Regions from separate parts of the Homo sapiens genome. Here region 2 is linked to region 1. A link is a contact called in ENCODE Hi-C or POLR2A ChIA-PET data. All regions are on one chromosome and are shown on one strand. The core of a region is the stretch at or near the end of the contact, and the rest is flanking DNA. Distances in the headings are between cores, read along the strand shown. Region 1 holds the start of CMTM4 (CKLF like MARVEL transmembrane domain containing 4). Region 2 holds the start of SLC9A5 (solute carrier family 9 member A5).

What was found. Hi-C counts contacts between places; a loop is a spot of excess contacts on that map. ChIA-PET counts read pairs that join two places held with the same protein, here RNA polymerase II (POLR2A). Pooled maps may share reads with other maps.
Region 2: a map of CD14-positive monocyte shows a loop between it and region 1 (4-fold over the local background). The contact joins the promoter of SLC9A5 here to the promoter of CMTM4 in region 1. A Hi-C loop is called at or near these places in 1 of 168 maps with a recorded cell type or tissue (CD14-positive monocyte) and 7 of 50 pooled maps. POLR2A ChIA-PET finds 5 or more read pairs at or near these places in 1 of 52 experiments (H1).

Annotation. Positions count from the first base shown.
Region 1 is chr16:66,693,691-66,700,114 of GRCh38, reverse strand. CMTM4 (CKLF like MARVEL transmembrane domain containing 4) reads left to right here and starts at 3,372. Exons shown (of 4, transcript NM_181521.3): 1 at 3,372-3,775. The coding sequence starts at 3,590. RefSeq lists silencers at 2,730-2,809, 2,840-2,899, 3,140-3,479, 3,570-3,859 and an enhancer at 3,330-4,169.
Region 2 is chr16:67,246,200-67,252,623 of GRCh38, reverse strand. SLC9A5 (solute carrier family 9 member A5) reads right to left here and starts at 3,645. Exons shown (of 16, transcript NM_004594.3): 1 at 3,423-3,645; 2 at 1-82. The coding sequence starts at 3,609. It overlaps FHOD1 (formin homology 2 domain containing 1), which reads left to right and starts at 5,143. Exons shown (of 22, transcript NM_013241.3): 1 at 5,143-5,414. The coding sequence starts at 5,214. RefSeq lists enhancers at 2,907-3,406, 3,407-3,908, 6,309-6,424 and silencers at 3,584-3,693, 3,994-4,083, 4,104-4,193, 4,836-5,205, 6,106-6,205.

The sequences.
Region 1 (6,424 bases), core at 2,123-4,622:
TCCAGAGAGAATGTGAGGTCTTGGCTACCATGATCTCGGGAAGGATGTCTGGGGGTCTCATTCATTAAGCAAACTTTCACTTACTCCACCTGTTTTTAGTACAGTATTCCTTCCCTGAACTGTGCCTAGTGATCTCTAACTAAGAGGCCTTCTGTTTCACCCTCTCCAGAGAACAAAGCTCCAGTCTTGGGGGATGGGTGTGAAAAGGGATCTAGGGATCCACTTGCTTCTTTAAAAGACTTTCACTTGCTCTTCTTGTTTATTACTCCTGCCTTCACCCCCTAACTCTACACTTACTTGGTGCTGCCCATTCCTGAGCCTTTTGTTCTGTGATATAACCTGTGCTGCATAATATTTCAGCCTTTCCCCTGCCAGTTTAGGGTTTGGCTTTCTTGGATCTGCTAAGTTACAGTTGCCCATTTGCTTCCCAGCTTCCAACATTTTGTTGCCATTGTCTCCTTTCCCATTCCATTTTTTTTTTTTTTGGTAGCCCAGGCTGGAGTACAGTGGGGTGATCTCAGCTCACTGCAACCTCCACCTCCCAGGTTCAAGTGATTCTCCTGCCTCAGCCTCCCGAGTAGCTGGGATTACAGGCGCTCGCCACCATGTATGGCTAATTTTTTTTTTTTTTTTTTTTTTTTTATTTTTAGTAGAGACAAGGTTTCAACATGTTGGCCAGGCTGGTTTTGAACTCTTGACCTCAAGTGAACTGCCACCTCAGCCTCCCAAAGTGCTAGGATTACAGGCATGCACCATGGTGCCCTGCCTCCTTTGCCATTCTTTATCCCAACAGTTTAATGCCCAACCCCACCCCCTCAAAAAAATCCCTGTAACTGTCATTTCACTGGGATTTTGGGAGAAAGCAGAGGCAAGAGTCTACATCCAACCACTCAATGTCACCACCGTCTAGCACCATTGTCTATCTCAAGTTCTTAGTATATTGCTTAATCCATAGTAAGTGCCCAATAAATATTTGTTGATTTAGGGTCAGTCCTCTATATCTGTGGTTTCTGCAGCTATGGATTCAACCAACTGCTGATAAAAAAAAATTTGGAATAAAATAGGCTGGGCACAGTGGCTTATGCCTGTAATCACAGCACTTTGGGAGGCCAAGGTGGGCAGATCACTCGAGGTCAGGAATTCAAGACCAGCCTGGCCAACATGGCAAAACCCCGTCTCTACTAAAATCACAAAAATTAGCCAGGCGTGTTAGTCGGTACCTGTAATCCCAGCTACACAGGAGGCTGAAGCATGAATAATTGCTTGAACCTGGGAGGTGGAGGTTGTAGTGCGCAGCAATCATGCCACTGGGTGACAGAATGAGACTCCGTCTCAAAAAAAAAAATTATTTGGAAAAAACAATAAAAAATAAGCTGGATGTGGTGGCTCATGCCTGTAATCCCAGCACTTTGGGAGGCTGAAGTGGGAGGACTGCTGAGACCAGAAGTTTGAGACCAGCCTGGGCAACATAATGAGACCCCATCTCCAAAAAAAAAGAAAGAAAAAACAATTTAGCCAGGCATGGTGGTGGCATGCCTGTAGTCCCAGTTACTTAGAAGGCTGAGACAGGAGGATTGCTTAAGTCTAGGGGGTCGAGGTTACAGTGAGCTATGATTGTACCACTGTACTCCAGCCTGGATGACAGAGTGAAAAGTCTATTTTAAAAACAAACAAAACAAAACAAAACAGAAAAACAGGTGGGGCACGGTGGCTCACATCTGTAATCCCAGCCCTTTGGGAGGCTGAGGTGGGTAGATCACTTGAGGCCAGTAGTTTGAGATCTGCCTGGCCAACATGGTGAAACCCTGTCTCTACTAAAAATGCCAAAATTAGCTGGGCGTGGTGGTCCCAGCTGCTCGGGAGGCTGAGGTGGGAGAATCGCTTGAGGTGGAGGTTGCTGTAAGCAGAGATCTCACCACAGCGCTCCAGCCTGGGTGATGAGCAAGACTCTGTCTCAGAAAACACACACACAAAAAACCCCCAAACAACACACACACGCACACACAAAAATATAGATAAAAAGTAATACAGTAGAACAATTATTTAAAGTATACGAGAAGATGTGTGTAGGTTATATGTAAATACTACACCATTTTATATAAAGGATTTGAGAGCATCTTCAGATTTTGGTATTTGAGGGGGTCCTGAAAACAAGCTCCCTCTCTTGCCCCCATACAGAAGGACAACAGTATTAGAGTCACTGTCCTTCCTATCTTTGAAAAAGTTGAGGGCTGGGCATGGTCAGTCACACCTGTAATCCCAGCAATTTGGGAGGCTGAGGCAGGAGGATCCCCTGAGCCCGGGAGTTCGAGATCAGCCTGGGCAACACAGTGAGGCCCTATCTCTACAAAAATAATGATGATGAAAATAATAAATAACTTTTTTTTAAAAAAAGAAAAAGTAGGAACCTGGGCTCTGCCCACCAATGAACTGTGTGACCTTGGACAAGCTACTTCCAGTCTGCAGCCTTAGTCTCTTCTTCTGTAAAATAGAAATAACAACGATACGTTCTTCAAGCGCCTTGCTCAGTGCCTAGAACATGGCAAGCTCTCGGTATTTGTGGTTGTGGAAGGGTTCAATATCAAAGCGACACTTCTTAGTCAGTGTTTTACTTAGCTTAAAATTAGCCTTCACACTTGAATTGTAAATTGGTCCCTAATTAATGCCCTTCGGGGCAAAATCTGTGTTTAACCTTACTTTATGCGTAGACAGAGCTAGCAAAGCTTTTCAGCTGAGAGGAGAGGAACATGTCAGTCGCCTGGGTCAGGCCGGCGGGGACAACCTGCAGTGGGGCGGCTCCTCACCCTGCCCCGCCCGCCCCTGGCCTCGGAACCGGTTTGTTCCAGGCGCCCAGCGTGAGAACACAGGCACTTACCCACCTCTCGTCGGCCCAATAGTCTGAGTCAAGCCCACCCTGGCCACGCACCGTTCCCGGCACCCGGGTGGCGCAGCCCGTCTCTGTCTTTACCGAGAAGCTCCCCACCCTATGCGTCGAGGACCCCACTTTCTTCAAAGGAGAACCTGAGGCAGCGTCTGGGAAAGCAACTCCATGGCCTCCAGGTCCACCTCGACCCTTTCCTCAGCCCCAAGACCCCGCTGCCTGAACCCCATCGCCCCGCGTGCCGGGATCGCCAGCGCCCACCAGCGGCTCCCGCCCCGGCTCTAGGCGCAGGTGGGGGCGGGGCCAGGGCGGGGCCTGAGGAGCCGGCGCCCCGCCTCGCCCCGCCCCTCCCCGAGGCCCGCGGCGCCGCCGCCTCCACCTCGCTCGAGCCGCGGAGCGCCTCCGAGCGGCCGGCTGCGGCCTGGCTCCGCCTCTCCCGGCCCGGCGCGCCCGCTCCCGCCTCCTTCCCTCTCCTGGCTCCCACCTCCCTCCCTTTCCGCTGCCGAGGCGGCGGGAGCCGAGCCCGAGCGGACCGAGCCGCAGCCGCAGCCGGGCGGCGGGCGAGAGGCGGCGGCGGCGGGCGGGCCGCGGGCAGTCAGTCGGGCGGCGGCGGCGGCGGCGGCGGCGGCGATGCGGCGGCCCCGCTGAGTCCGCCCGCTCCTGGCGCCGGGAGCCAGCCGCGCGAGGCGGCCCGGGCCGGGCGGCAGCATGCGGAGCGGCGAGGAGCTGGACGGCTTCGAGGGCGAGGCCTCGAGCACCTCCATGATCTCGGGCGCCAGCAGCCCGTACCAGCCCACCACCGAGCCGGTGAGCCAGCGCCGCGGGCTGGCCGGCCTGCGCTGCGACCCCGACTACCTGCGCGGCGCGCTCGGCCGCCTCAAGGTCGCCCAAGTGGTAGGTGCCGGGCGGGGCCCCAGGTGCCCGAGGGCGGCCTAGCCGCACGCCTCCCTCCCCGCCCCGCTGCGGGGCCTCCGCCGCGTACCCGCTTGCCCAGGCCGGAGCCCGCTCCTCGCGCCCCCTCTCCCTCGTGGGGTCCCGGGACCACTCTGCAGCCTTCTCTGGGGACCCCGCCTTCGGCCAGAGCCTGCCCTTCCCAGGCCGGCAGCCTCAGGTGTGCGCCTCCTACCTGAGCACCTGCCTTCGGGCCTACCTGTCCGCTCCGCCCTCGCTCCCGGGAGTCTGTGGCGTTACTGGGCTGGGTGCTGCTGGGAATCCTGCTGTCTCCTGGGTACAGCTGGTCTTAGCAACCTGTGGCAGGTTTTCCCGGCCCGCGCAACCTCCGGACGGTGCCTGTTTCTGCCTGCGGAGACGAGGGACTGTGGTTTGGTTCCCACTTGATGTCTAGCTGGGTGCCAGGCGTATATGGTAGGCGCTTAGTAAGTATTTGCTGGATGGAGGCAGGTAGCCCTGATGCAGTGGAGGAGCCCAGATATGCCCACAATTCTCTACACTGCAGAGGTTTGTGTCCTTCTAACCAAGAAGACAGACTTGGCATCCCGGAATCCACCGCCCAGCACGGTGGCTGGCACTGCCCAATTGGTACCCAGAGTTAAATCTGGGAGGGCAGCCAGTTTTGGAGGTAGCAGAAACAGAGAACTTTCTGTTGGACTTGTCTGTAGTAGAGCTCATTTCTCAGGGTCCTGTGTTTTAGCTTCCAGGGTGTTCTGGGCAGGGGCCTCTCAGCTCTGTTCCTGCTTTGTGGTTTTGTAACATGCCTCTGCGGGCAATTGCTTAGCTCTGTTGTGGGCATGCTCTAATTCAGAAAAACCCGTGTGTCCCCCCAACATTCTCTGTCACAGGTAGGCCTTCTGAGGCCACCGGCCTCAAAACTTTATAGACTTCTCATAGCCAGAGAAGCCACTTGTTCTTGTTCTCTCTCTCTCTCTTTTTTGAGACCGGGTCTCTGTCGCCCAGGGTGGAGTGCACTGGTGCGATCGTGGCTCACTGCAGGTTCGACCTCCCAGGCTCAAGCGATCTTCTCACCTCAGCTTCCCGAGTAGCTGGGACTACAAGCACGTTCCACCATGCCGGGTTAATTTTTGTATTTTTAGTAGAGATGGGGTTTCACCATGTTGCCCAGACTGGTCTCCAACTACTGGGCTCAAGCGATCACCCCTCCTTGGTTTCCCAAAGTGCTGGGATTACAGGCATGAGCCACCGTGCCAGGCCTGGTCCTCCTTTTCCTACTTGAGTGCATAAGCATTCCTTGGGAATAATATAATGTGTGGATACCCTTTAAATAAATGTCCTGGCGTTTGTAAATGACAGAATCATAGGCTATTTTATGTCTCTCTTGGGTGAAAGGCTTGTTCTGCTGACTGCCAGAGGGTATTTTTGAAGGGCTTTATGGAAAGAAAAATGGATCAGATAATCTGTCTTCAGAATTTTAAATTTACCTTATCTGGTAAACTGGAATGTTTTCAAAGATGCATTGGTTTTTAGTTTGGCGTTGCTGTTAGCAAAGAGAATGTAGGAGGTGAAGGGAGGTGTGCAATTGCCTTTTTTTTTTTTTTTTTTTTTTGAGATGGAGTCTAGCTCTGTCGCCCAGGCTGGAGTGCAGTGACACAATCTTGGCTCACTGCCACCTCTGCCTCCCGGGTTCAAGCGATTCTCCTGCCTCAGCCTCCCGAGTAGCTGGGATTACAGGCGCCCACCACCACGCCCAGCTAATTTTTGTAATTTTAGTAGAGACGGGGTTTTGCTGTGTTGGCCTGGCCAGGCTGGTCTCGAACTCCTTACCTTATGATCCGCCCACCTCGGCCTCCCAAAGTGCTGGGATTACAAGCGTGAGCCACCACACCCTGCCTGCAATTGCCTTTTAAAAGAGGCAGCTAGCCAATGTTTGAGTATGGGGTGCCAGCAGCCCGTACAGATAATTAGAAATGAATAAGAAAAGAGCAGGGCTTGGTCAAATACCTTGCTTTGTTTGCACTGTGGGAGTTTGAAAGTAAATAGAACTTGTCCCTAAAAGGATCTAGTAAAAGAATTGAAATCTAGTTTGTAGACTGTTAGTTATTACTGCATTGCTAGGAGTTTATCACCTAAGTCCAGGGATGGAAGCCTGTGGCATTTATCATTACTTTTTGGTAAGGTACTGTTTTGTTGTAGCGTTGTTCTTTTCTTTTTTTCTTTTCTTTTCTCTTTTCTCTTTCTCTCCCTCGCGCTCTCTCCCTCTCTCTTTCTTCTCACTCTTTCTTTTTCTTTCTTTTTTAAACACTGGGTCTAACTCTGTTACCCAGGCTGGAGTGCAGTGGCACAATCTTGGCTCACTGCAACCTCCGCCACCTGGGCTCAAGAGACCCACCCACCTCAGCCTCCCAAGTAGCTGGGACCACAGACGCACACCACCATGCCCAGCTAATTTTTTGTATTTTTGGTAGAGACGGGGTTTCACTATGTTGCCCAGGCTGGTCTCGAACTCCTGAGCTCAGGTCATCTGCCCGCCTCGGCCTCCCAATGTGCCTGGATTACAGACGTGAGCCACCACGCCTGGCCTAGATTTGTACTTTTCATCCGGAAGAACTTTTGGGCCTAGCCCCCAGA
Region 2 (6,424 bases), core at 2,396-4,895, 550 kb before region 1:
ATTCCCCCTAGCACCAGGCCCAGCAAAATCAGCAGGCAGCTCTCAGGGACCAGAGATGTTACTTTCCGAGACAGGTGAAACACTGCAATGCAAAAAGAGTGCAGGATGGATCAGTTTATGGAATATCCTCCCACACACAGGCCTATGAACTCCCAGTTTTGTTTTTTTTTTTTTGAGATGAAGTCTCACTCTGTTGCCCAAGCTGGAGTGCAGTAGCACAATCTCAGCTCACTGCAACCTTCACCTCCCGGGTTCAAGTGATTCTCCTGCCTCAGCCTCCTGAGTACGGGGACTACAGACACGCGCCACCATGCCCAGATAATTTTTTTTATATTCTTAGTAGAGACAGGGTTTCACTATGTTGGCCAGGCTGGTCTTGAACTCCTGACCTCATGATCCGCCCACCTTGGCCTCCCAAAGTGCTGGGATTACAGGTGTGAGCCACCGCGCCTGGCCAACCTTCTAAGACTGGGACCAAGGGAGGAGAAATATGCAAGACTTCTAGAATTTCCAATCTCCAGGGCTACAAACCCTCCCCTGCAGTCAAAGTCATCTGTTTCTTAGTGCTCCTGTCACACTATGGTAACCTAGGCCTTTACTGCTTTTTCCCCTTCTAGAAATGTCCCTTCCTTTATACTTTCATCCTCAGGGGACCTCACCTTTCTCTGACAACCCTTATCCATAGCCATTATTTGAACCTCAGCTAATGCTACCCAGTATCTTTTTATATGTAAGAAAGCTGTAAAAATCAGGGTCTTTGGAGTCAAGTTGCTTGGATTCAAAGCTTAGTTCTGTGATCTTAGGGCAAATAACTTCATGTCTCTGACTCAGTTTTCTCATCAGTGAAATGGGAGTAAAAACGATAATGATCTCATAAGATTATTGTGACCATTAAAAAAGACAATCTACAGGCGGGGCGCGGTGGCTCATGCCTGTAATCCCAGCACTTTGGGAGGCCAAAGTGGGCAGATCACCTGAGGTCAGGAGTTCTGGATCAGCCTGGCCAGCACGGCGAAACCCTGTCTCTACTAAAAATACAAAAATTAGCTGGGCATGGTGGCGGGTGCCGGTAGTCCCAGCTACTTGGGAGACTGAGGCAGGAGAATCACTTGAACCTGGGAGGCAGAGGTTGCAGTGAGCCGAGATCATGCCACTGTACTCCAGCCTGGGTGACAGAGTGAGACTCTGTCTCAAAAAAAAAAAAAAAAAAAAAAAAAAAAGACAATCTACTCAAAAGCACTTAGCACACTACTTTACAGTAAGCACTCAATAAATGTTACCTATTATAATGTCCTCACTCCTTAACTAGACCAGAATGTATATTATACCTCCTAGGAGCTGTGTAGACTTCCTAGCCCAATGTGCTTTTCATTATATGGGCTCACTCAGGACTGCGTAGTTTTTAAAACTTTGGCTTTAGCAATCAGAAGATCTCCAGGTCTTCTTCCAGCCTTAGCACATTCTATGTGATCTCAGGCAAATTATTTAACTTACTTGAACTTCAATTTCTTCTTTTGTAATATAGGAAAAATACCCAGCATCAAGGGTGAGGATAAAATGATATAAAGTATGCAAATGTGCCTAGCATAATGTCAGACACATAGTATGTTAGACACACACCAAATGTTAATTAAATAGAACAGTTCTGTCTGTAGGAGGGGAGAAGAAAAGCGTTTCTAGCACTATAGCCACTCCTACTTTTGTCCTCTAAAATAAACTCTTTGGCTCTCCTTTAAGTCCTCAGACCACAAGCGAACACATCTCTCTCTACATAATCCCTGGGGTGTTGGGGAAGGAGACCTCTAAATTAGCCTCTGTGAGACCCTATGCCAAGACAGTGCCCTTTGGAAGCTGTACCCAAAGGGCCTAGAACAGTGCCTGGCACATAGTGAGCTCTATGTAAATATTTGTTTAATAAAAGGGAAAAAGTCTCCTAGCAATGAAGCTGGGGGAAGGTGTTCCTGAATGCTCTGCCTTTTCTCTTGTTCGAGGATTTTCTTTGACTTGTGAAAAGGAGGCTCTCTTCTCTTACTTCCATAGGAAATGTCATCCAAACTAGAAAAAGAACCATGATTTATGGGGAAAACTACAGTTTTTGCTATAAACCCTAAGACAGGAACTCTTCTGCAACTCACAGACTTAGCAAACCCAATCGTTGGCTCCAAACCTGAGGCTCTTTCTACTCTTACTCTCATTGCTGCTGGACCTCTAAGGTAAACATGGTCATAGATCTCTCCATACTTGTCCCTACTTTGGTCTCCCACTTCTCTCCTTCGGGGACCCTATTTCATCTTCATCTCTTCATGCATTAACCCCAGCCCCGAGATCCAAGCCCCATCACAGAACCACGCTCCCGGAAGGCATATTGAGTTCCACTTTCCATTATTAATCTCAGGCTGCCACAGCAGAGTGGAGAGTTCTGTTCCTGCCCAGCCCCCTCACCCCCTAGCAGTGTCCATGTGGGAGAAGAGGGGCAAATTCTAGGCTCTGGGTGATTCCTCCATGAAGGCTGTATTGGTGAGACTGGAGTACAGGCTGTGCCAGCATCCATGGGGAGAGAGTAGCAACGCTCAGCTATAATTAGTCACCCCCACAGCAGAGCCAGCACAACAGGGAGAAGGAGGAGGGTCTCTGGTGGGAGGAGGGACCACTGGCTGCTCAGAAGGGAGGAGGAAGGAGCAGATGCAAGGAAAAGCAGCTCTATTCAGGGAAAAAGAAGTCTGAAGCACAGCCTTCAATGCTGTCAGGACTGAAGAGGTCGGATGTATGAAAGCATCTAGGGTAGACAGCACACAGGAAGGCCCCGATACACGGAAGTTTCTTATACCCTGAAGTGAGAAGAATGTGGACCTGAACGTGGGTTGGGGGGGTACCCATACACAGGCACAAGAAGGCAGCAGCTTTAAGTGGGGAGCAGGGGAGAGCTGGAGGAAAAGTGGCAGTGTAGTTTCCCAAGGGAATGGACACTCGGACATGGTCTCCAGGGAAGGCTGCTTTTTCAGAACCAGGATGCCTGTGTTCTTGGGAGAACACCCTCCCCTCAATGTCCCCACACATCCTCACCAGCGACAGAGGTTTCTGGGAGGCTAGGGATTGGTGGGGGAGAGACCAGACTGAAGAGGGCCTACTGCAAGGGGAAGAGGGGAGCGGAGAGGGCAAAGGAGCCTACAGATGGAGTTGGGGAGAGCGGGGGACAGCCCTTCAGAAAGGCAAATCCTCAGAGCTCCCAGGGGAGAAGACAGGGACCTGGGACCCACAAGAAGCGATGCAGGAACTGGGCGAGAGCCCGGATTTGTGGAATCCAAACCTAAGTCCCAGCACCGTGCAAGAAGCCAGCCCCAATCTGAGGACCGAGGAGGTGGGGGTGTTGGGGGCGGGTCCGCCGCTGGCGGTCGGCCTGGCGCACGCACACACGCACTCACCGATTTTGGCCAGACTGGCCACCAGGATCCACAGGGCCACCAGGTAGGGCGCCTCCACCTCGTGCCACTGCCAGCGGAAGAGCTCTAAGCCTGGGGGAGGCTCGCCCGGGGACTCTGGCTTCTGGGTGGGCTCTTCGGCCGCCCCCGCCAGGGGCAGCGCGAGCAGGGACAGGGCGGCGCGCAGCATCCTGCCGCCTGCCCAGCCGCCCTCCCGGCACCGCACGGCCGCCGGCCCCGCGTCGCCGCCGCCACCTACCGGGCGCCCCCGCGTCACAGGCACGTGGGGCCCGCTCCCCCCAATCCCGGCTCCGATACCCCCAAGCCAGGTCCAGGCTCCGAGACCCTGCCTCGGACTCTCGTAGTCGGGGACTCTCTCCTCTTTCCTCCCTAAATCAGTCCCAGCTCCGGAAATTCCCCAGTGCAGCTCTCCCCCAAGTTCCACAACCTACTCCTTCGAGTCCGCGCCCCCAAACCTCCCCAAAACCGCCCCCACCAGATCCAGAGCGGTGCGCGGCCACGGCCCCCCTGGGGCAGCCCGCAGCGGGAAGGGCGGGGGTCTGCGGGGGGCGCGGTCAGGACGGGAGGGGCACGGCTCCTCCTCGGCCAGCGCTGCTGTGCGGCGAGCAGCACCCCCCTGGGACCAAGGCGCGGCCGGGTGCAAAACGCAGGGGACCGTGCTTGGCCGCCCTCCGCCCACGTTGCCAAGCCCAGGACCCCCTGCCGGCCCCCACCCGGACCTGAGCTGCGCACGCGCACTGGACGCTCCCCAAAGCAGTGACGGACAACGCTGCCCCCAACGTCCCAGAAACCCTAAGGCCCAGACTGGCCCAGCTCGTGCCAGGCGAAGAGGGAGGCTGTTCTTCATCTCCCAAACCAAGGGGCACCTGGCCCTCCCTTTCAGTCACACTACAGAGAACTGTCTCATCTCTTTGATGAAGCTGACAGGAACCTATGGAAAACCCAGCCTACTGATTCCCTTCAAACTAGGCGAGATGCACCCAACTTTTTCCAAATCTGAGGGGCATTCGGCTCATAGCGCCCCAAACAGAGGAGGACCGTCTCCACTTTTCATTCAGGCTGAGGGGCACCCATCCCACTTTTTCTCCAAAACTGAGGGGAACGTGTTCTATCTGCCCCCTCAAACTGACTCCTCCCAATCTTTTCCCAGAAAACTGAAGGGCATCCTTCCCTCTTCCTCCCACAACTAAAGGGAACTGATCCCACCTCTTCCTTCAAACTGGGTGGAATTTATTCTCACTTCTTGCTCCAAATTGAAGGGACCCCCTCTCACTGCTTTCCCTAAATGAGGAAACCACAGGGACTCACCCCTCAAATGGAAGGAATGAGGGCTATCTTGTCCCTCAACTGAGAGAGACCTGGCCGGCCACTATCTAAAGAAACTTCTGCCCCATCTGCCCTAACACCCCTCAAAGAGAACGCAGCCTCACTATCCCCAGACCAAAGAAAGCCTCCCCGCCTTCTGCGCGTTCTCGAAGGTGGGGCGCGAGCTCGGTTTTTCCCGCCCTCCTAGCCAGTGAACTAACGGGATTCCCATTGGGCCCTGTGAGTGGCTAGCGGCGGCCCCGCCTCCGGCAGTGGTTACCTCCTGGCGCGCACTCGGGGACTAATCTTGGCTCCACCCCCTTCCTCGGCCCCGCCTCCGTCTGGCCCCGCCCCTCCAGCCGCGTCCGGTCCGGCCGGGCCCGAACCGCGGAGCTACAGTGTGCTTTGAGTAGAAGCTGCACTGGGGCCGGGACTCGGAGGCGCGCTGCGTGAGCCGGCCGCAGAGCCATGGCGGGCGGGGAAGACCGCGGGGACGGAGAGCCGGTATCAGTGGTGACCGTGAGGGTGCAGTACCTGGAAGACACCGACCCCTTCGCATGTGCCAACTTTCCGGAGCCGCGCCGGGCCCCCACCTGCAGCCTGGACGGGGCGCTGCCCTTGGGCGCGCAGATACCCGCGGTGCACCGCCTGCTGGGAGCGCCGCTCAAGGTGAGGGAGGCCGGAGAAAGGTTGGGGCGATCGGGGGTTCAGGGTGGGCGCCATGAAAACTGGTGGGAGGTGCTCCGCGGGAAGAGGCTGGAGCGAGTGTTCTTCTCCGGAAAAGTCTTGGGCTGGGGTCCCAGGGTCCACTCTGCCCCGCCTGCGGGGGAGTCCCCTCTCAAGTTGAGGGGAAACTGAAGAGGGGTGCCAGGAACTTGGCTCCGCCATTCTGACTGCCCTTCGAATTAGGCGCACCTGGGGAGGTGCTCGAGTTCCACTCGCCGTCGGTCTGCCAGGGTGGCTTCCCTGGTCAGAGTGACGGTAGCCGCTTGGGCTGTAGCGGACCCTGGAGGCGGAGCTGGGGAGGGACCAGCTTCCACCTGCTTCAGGTGAGGTGGGGGCGGGACCACGAGGAGGGGCGGGCCCGAGGCGGACTACTAGAGGTGGCAGAGGTTTCCTGCGGTGTCAGGAAGCTGGATTGGGGCTTGACCCTGTAGGTCAATGGGAGTATGGGAGTGCCGGCCGAGGAGAGACTTCACGGGGTGAGGGGAGTCCCCGCGAAGCGGTCTGGCCCGGGATCCGCAGAGCGCAGGAGGCTGCACGGGTGTAAAAGCCCTTTGAGTCACCGCTCCCGCCCCCACCCCCGGACACTCGCCGCCCATCGGCCCGCGCCTGAAAGTGAGAGGGAGGGCCGGACTAATTTTAAACAGCCGGCCTGCCCTACTTTGCTGCCGCCCCGAAGCGGACTTGTGCACAGTGCGGAAAGAGGCCCTTTTCCAGATGGCCAGCCTACCTCCTCTCCCCTCCCTCTCGCCGCCGTCAGCCCCCCGCAGGCAGCCCTTTCCGGCGCGCTGTTTCCGGGCCAGGACTCTGGGAGGCGCACTACCACCTCCACAAGCTCCCCACCAGCCCGGCCGCCTCCAGTGCTGGAGAAGAGGAGAGAGAGTCGGGGTGGGTGCCCTCCCCTGCTCCCAGCCTCAGCTGGGCGGCGAGTTGCGTAAACTTGCCCCTTGGGCCTG